Regions from separate parts of the Homo sapiens genome. Here region 1 is linked to region 2. A link is a loop called in an ENCODE intact Hi-C map of the cell type or tissue named here. Cell type or tissue: sigmoid colon. All regions are shown on one strand. Links, peaks and the distances in the headings refer to the core of each region. The heading gives the core; the rest is flanking DNA. Region 1 has its middle 160 kb from the start of C14orf180. Region 2 has its middle 96 kb from the start of LINC02691.

Region 1 (2,893 bases), core at 306-2,805, 100 kb after region 2:
TTACAATGCAATAATAATAGAAACAAAGTGCATGATAAATTTAATGTGCTTGAATCATCCCGCCAGCCTGCCACGGAGCACCTGTGGGGCTGGAGCCTCCGACGCAGCCTGGCAGGGAGGGGTGTTGGTGAAGAGTCAGACTCTGCCGGCCCCCCTGGTCCGGCACCCGCGGGCATCTGCCTGGCCAGAGGGCAGCTCCGTAGCCAATGCTTCTCTAAGCAACCTGTGGTCCCTGAATCCGGACCTGGTGCCCTTGGGTGAAGGGAGGTGACGTGCCTGTTCTCAAGATGCTGGATGCTGGGCTACCCCAGGCTCCCTGGGGGTGGAGGTGGGGAGGGCCACTGAAAATACTGAAGAGCATCCCCGGGGCCCCAGATGGAAAGAGAGTAGCGGTTGGGCCTCTGTGCATAGGATGGAAGGGGGCCCTGGGGCCTGTCCCCCACTCCATTTCTCTTTCCTCATCTGTGAAATGGAGGAAAGCATGTATTTCTCCAGCTCAGAGATGCCCGGGAGGACCAAGGGCCTGGGGGAGGCAGGGCTTGGCCAGGGTGGCTCGTGGCTGTGAGCAGGTCCCAGAGACTGGCCTGTCTCCCTGGGTCCACTGCAGCATGATGGGTTCCTGCTGATGTGAATAGGCTGACTGCTGCCCTCCCAGAGGTCCCCTTAAATGCCGTACCACACCACCCCGGGGAAGCCAGGCCCAGGTGCCCAGGAGCTGCCCAGAGCCAGGCCCACATGGATCCCAGCTTGCTTTCTGCCCCTCCTTGTCCTGAGCTACCTAAGCCCAGGTTAGGCTGAGCAGCCCCCTCCCCACACTCCCACCAGACTCTAGGGCATTGTGGGGGGTCCCTTCATAGAGCAGGCTTGTGGCTCCGGCCTCTGCAGCTGTCCTGGTTTTGAGACATTTTACTCCACTTAATAAAGATTATTTGTTGAAAGCAGAAATGAATGTGTCTCATTTGTGTGCTGCAGGAATTCATAAGCATCACCTCCCTGATCCCCCTCGCTCCTGTGGGACCTGGTGTTTCCCCACTGGATTCCAGCCTGCCCTCCTGGCACCACCCAGGCCGCCCCAGCCACCGCAGCCACCCTACTCCCTCTCCCTCTCCCTCTCCATCTCCCTGACGCAGCGACTGAGTCGGCTTTTGACTCTATGTGATGTCTCTCAGCTCCGTGGCCTCTAAATGAAAAGATTAATTAGTTCGGGGAGCCCAGCACAGGACTGCCAGGGGCACTCTGCTGTTCTGCAGACAGGGGGACCGTGTCATTGCCGTTTTGAATTGAAACAGGCCTCTTGGAGAGAACCATGCTTAGGAAAGTGTCGAGAAACCTCCAGCGCTTTGGGGCAATAAGGGTGTAGTGCTGTCAAGATGCTCATCAGAGCCTAGTAAGATCACCTAACTGCTAATAGCTGGTGGGAGCGGGAAGCCAGCGCCTCTGATGGAGCAGAAAGGCCCACGTGTGAGGAGGAGGCAGGAAGGGCTTCGCTTCCAGGAGGGCCAGGGCGGGAGGACTGGAGACTGTGTCCTCTGAGTCCCTGCTCAAGGACCGTGTGAGGAACTCCATAAAATTTTATGGAGTGAATGAACTCGCCGTGTTTGGCTCGAGCAAGTGACAGGCTTGCCAGCTCTGAAGGTCTGTTAAAAGGCAGATGGGAAGATCCGCCTCTATTCTGAGACAAACTTGCCTTGTGTGGTGCGAGGTGAGGTGTGGGGACCGGCAGCGGGCCTGCCGCGCTTCCCGGGCAGCGGAGCCGGACTGCGCACCCAGCGCCCCGCTCTGTGGTGTGGGGTGTGTGGTATCTGAGCCCGGGACGCGGCTCAGTGACTGTGATGGGGGCTGTTCAGCTGTTGTGGGACTGAGTTACACGCATCTCACTGGCAAAGCCACATCATCTCACCCCACAAAATACGGAATTTGGGGTGTCATGGGTCAAGAGGCTCTGCGCTGGACAGTGTGGGGTATGGTGGGTGTGTGTCCGTCTGGACGTGTGTCCCTCTGCCTGAAGGGATGCAGGGCCGTGAATGGACCCAGCAGCCCCCGCATCAGCCCTGCCCTCCCACAAGCAGCCGAGGAGGCTGGTCCTAAGCCGGCGTCTGCACAGCTCCCTGAGGGGGAACAAGGGGGAGGGTCTCAGAATGGGGCTGAATTTTTCTCCACATTCAGTCCCCGGCTGGACCTGCAGAAACCTAGGACGGCTTTGACCCTGGTTTACAGCTTTCGGGAACCCCAGGGAATGCTCTGGCCTCTAGGCTGGAACCCTGCCCCTCTGACCCCAGCCCTCCGGCCATTCCTACAGCGAAGGCCCAGGGATGTTAACCAGTGCAGAGGCCGGGAGCAGTCCCGGGAGGCGCCCCTGTTTAGATCTCATGGCTGGTCTCTGTCTCCACGTTCTCAGAGGCCTGGGAGGGGCAGGCTGAGGGCTCTGCCAGACCCTCCTGCCCAGAGCCCCTCCCCAGGGTCTGGCCCAGCGAGGGGATGGCATCACTCCCTGGGGTGGGTGCCGGGGATTACGGCAGGTTTGGGGAGGAGGCTGGTGGGGCCTGAGCACGGGCTGGTGTGGGGGCCAGGTGAAGGGTGCCCAGGTGTGTCAGGATGCGGCTGGGAGCTCACTCGGCTGGGGGGACGCCTCCCCAGCGCCCGGGTGGTGAAAGTGGGTTTCCCCCTCCAGCAAGTTCTTTCCTCAGCCCATAAAGCGGGAATCCTCCCATGTGGAAATATGGAGACAGGCCCCTCCCGCTGCCTGTTCTCCCCACGGCAGGTGAAGGGCCTCCTTGGAGGGCCTCTGCTTTCCAGTCTGTTAACACGAAGCCTGCCAGAAAGTCCCCAGGACCCCAACCCCCACTCCTTAGAGAAGCTGCTCTGGCCTGTCTTTGTCCCTCCCCGACACTGC
Region 2 (2,893 bases), core at 101-2,600:
GAAAATGGGGTTGTGGGCAGGGGCAGAGTGACGTGAGTGGACGTGTGTGTGTCTGTGCCCAGCACGACGCCAGCGTGTGCTCTGGAGATGAATGCTAACAGGCACAAAACAATTGATAAGGTAAAATCAGTTTCTTAATAAACACTGCCTTGTCCAAGGTATGGACACTAACGTGAGAGGTGAAGGCTGAACTGCAGGGATTTCAGGGGTTTGCACATGAATCCCTGTTTTTCAGGCTCCCCAAGACATTGAGCATATGGGGAGCCCTTTGCAGAGCACCTGAGTGAAGTGAGTCCCCTGACTTTACTGGGGAGTCACAGCTGTCACCCATCATGGCTCAGCCTTCGGTCTCCTCCACGGCACACCTGTGAGCAGCCGGGCCCAGCCCTCCTTGTCCTGAGTGGCCTGGCCCGAGCTGTGGCCAGTGCTGCTGGGGCAGCCCCACTAGACCTGGGGACAGAAGAGGACTGGGAAGGGCCCGTGTGCAGCTGCCTACATTGGGGGCTCGAGGAACACCCCCCATCCCAGGCCTCCTCCTCACTGGGGTCCTTACTTGGCACTTGGCACCCTCTTGGGCATTTGGGGTGGGAGTTCCAGGTTCCTGGCCTCTCTCATGCCCAGACCTGGAAGTTACGGAACCAAGGGAGTATCGGCGAGCGGGTTTCCACGCTGCAGCCCACCCCGGCGGCCGCCCATCTGTCCCTCTGCACCCTGACTTCATTTTCCTGCCGCAAGGAGAAGCCTGGTGCCTCCTCTGCGGTATGTGACTGGCTGGAGAGTGAAGAGGCTGGAGAGATTATAAACAGACCATGGGTCCACCAGAGTGGCCCGAGAGCTTGCCCAGAACCGGCCCCACATCATCTCTGTTTCCGCCCAGGCCTGCCCACACCCAGCCTCAGCTGGGGTGATGAGCTTCCTCCCGTCTCGAGGGGCCTCTGCCCGCCCCTTGGAGGACGTGCCCCAGCTGCGGCGGCACATGCGTGGGCTTCTGTGTGAGAGGCATCCCTGTTAAGTCGGAGGGGTGGAGAAACTGAGGCCCAGGGAGGCCCGGGGCAGAGGAGCTGGGCTGCGGCCCCTGCCCCCTCTCCTGCCCCTCCTCTCGGCCCTGTCCAAGACTGCGCTTCTTCATCTTCAAATAAACCCATGAGCCTCCCTGTGCAGGGACCCGTCACCCAGGCCGGCCTCAGGGCGCCTCCCCACTGTCCCTCCTGGCCTCCTGGCCCCTGTGGCCACCAGCATGGGCACGACCCCTCACCCCACCAGCACACGGGGCTCCAAGCTCGCCCGTCCTGGCCCTGCTGGCTCTGGCTGCTGTGAGTTCTCCTTGGCCAAAGGAACGTCCTAGGCCCTGGGCTGTGCCAGCGCCAAGAGTGGGGCTGACACCAAGCCAGCTCCCCACTAGCAGCTCCAGGGAAGTCAAGAGATGGAGGATCAGAAAGCCAGCCAGCGCCTTCCTCCCCCAGAGCCCTCTGCTGCCCCGTGGGGCCTCTCCCAGTACCATGGGAGCTGAGGCCCTTTCCCTCCCCATGGTGACAGGAGGGCCACAGGCTGCTGGGGCTGTGGTGGCCACCTGGAGAGGGCTTTTGCTCCTGGGGCTCCCTCCGTCTGTGTCCCAGGCTGGCCATTAGGAGGGTCTGGTCATCTGTGGCACATGCCAGCCAGCAAAGGGCACTGGGGCAATAGTGCCCCCCTGGTGTGGGCACAGAACTGGGCACCCACTGTGGTCTCAGCCAGGGCAGGAAGGGGACTGGAGTCACAGGGTGGGGAGAGGGTAACAGGCCTGACTCTAACAGAGCCTCCTCCCTCGTTCATCCTCCCTCCTCCCTCCCGCGCCGTCTTTCCCTCCCCAGTGTCTCTGGCCTCGTCTCTAAGGAGCGGGCTGCACTGAGATGGGCCCCGTTCTGTGTGTTCTGTGGGCAGAAGAGCCGGTGTGCCTGAGGGTGCGGGCCTCCTTGGTGCCCCAGCCTGTACATGGGAGCCACCCGCATGGTCCCTGTAGCGTCCTTTGGTGACAGGCAGGCCAAGTCAAGAGGTCCCAGGGTGTATTCCTGGGGCTGAAAGGGAACAGGGGCGAGGGACTCCTTGCCCCCAGCCTCCGGCTCTGCCTCTGGCTTCTGTGGGGAGCTCAGGGTGCACAGTTGGCTCCCAGCAGCCCTAGCAGTCTCGATGCCTCTTGATAAGACTTCTATCCATGCGGGCCGCAGGGCGGAGTGTGGGAGCCTGCAGAACCCAGGCTGGCCTGGGAAGCCCTGAGCCTGGTGTGAAGCCCTGGAGAACCTGGCTTTCCCACTGCTCTCCTGTGGAATCTGCCAGGCACCATTTATTCCCCGTGCTCAGGGGCAGCTCTGTCCACACCTGCCGGCCACGCTTCTGCAGATTCTCCCAGCAGCCCCTGCGTGTGTCCGGGATGCACCAGCCCCTCGGCCTGGCCTGAGCAGTGTGGAGAGGCTCCTCCTGGCCCAGCCCCCTAGGGTGAGGGCAGCCTCAGCCCCTTCCCCAGGCAGCCCAGGAGGACAGAAACCTGAAGGTGAAGGATCTCTGCAGAGTGGGGCCTGGGCATCAGGGGCGAAGAGAAAGTAGCTTAGGGACCTGGAAGAGAGACCCTGATCCCCAGACACACACCCTCCACCCCTCCCCCTCGCTCCCCCACAAGACAGACTCTGGGGGTCTTTAGAATTCATCAGGTCCCCACAAGTTGAAGTGAAGGATGGAAGAATGGGTTTTAAATTAGTGAAACCTTTTTACAGGGGATGGCTGTCAAGGATAATTTTTAATTGCAAATAAAAAACTATAAGAAAAAAAGTCTGTCAGAAGGAGGCCAGCCCTGGAAAGGGCATTCTGACGGCACCTGCTCCAGCAGAAGAAGGGCAAAGTCACCCAGGCCTGAGCACCA

The links. Hi-C counts contacts between places; a loop is a spot of excess contacts. Peaks named below come from ENCODE experiments on the same cell type or tissue, not always from the same donor. Only the 100,000 strongest peaks of a DNase experiment are listed, where the experiment ranks them.
Region 1: a loop joins it to region 2, with 2.1 times the contacts of the local background. A loop is called at or near these places in 1 of 110 quality-filtered maps.

The regions. Positions count from the first base shown.
Region 1 is chr14:104,420,970-104,423,862 of GRCh38, forward strand. No RefSeq gene overlaps it. Among named protein-coding and RNA genes, the nearest start is that of C14orf180, 160 kb to the right of the region's middle. In sigmoid colon, for the core only: no CTCF peak of the experiment used is centred there; a DNase peak (open chromatin) is centred at 1,642.
Region 2 is chr14:104,317,696-104,320,588 of GRCh38, forward strand. No RefSeq gene overlaps it. Among named protein-coding and RNA genes, the nearest start is that of LINC02691, 96 kb to the left of the region's middle. In sigmoid colon, for the core only: no CTCF peak of the experiment used is centred there; a DNase peak (open chromatin) is centred at 1,376.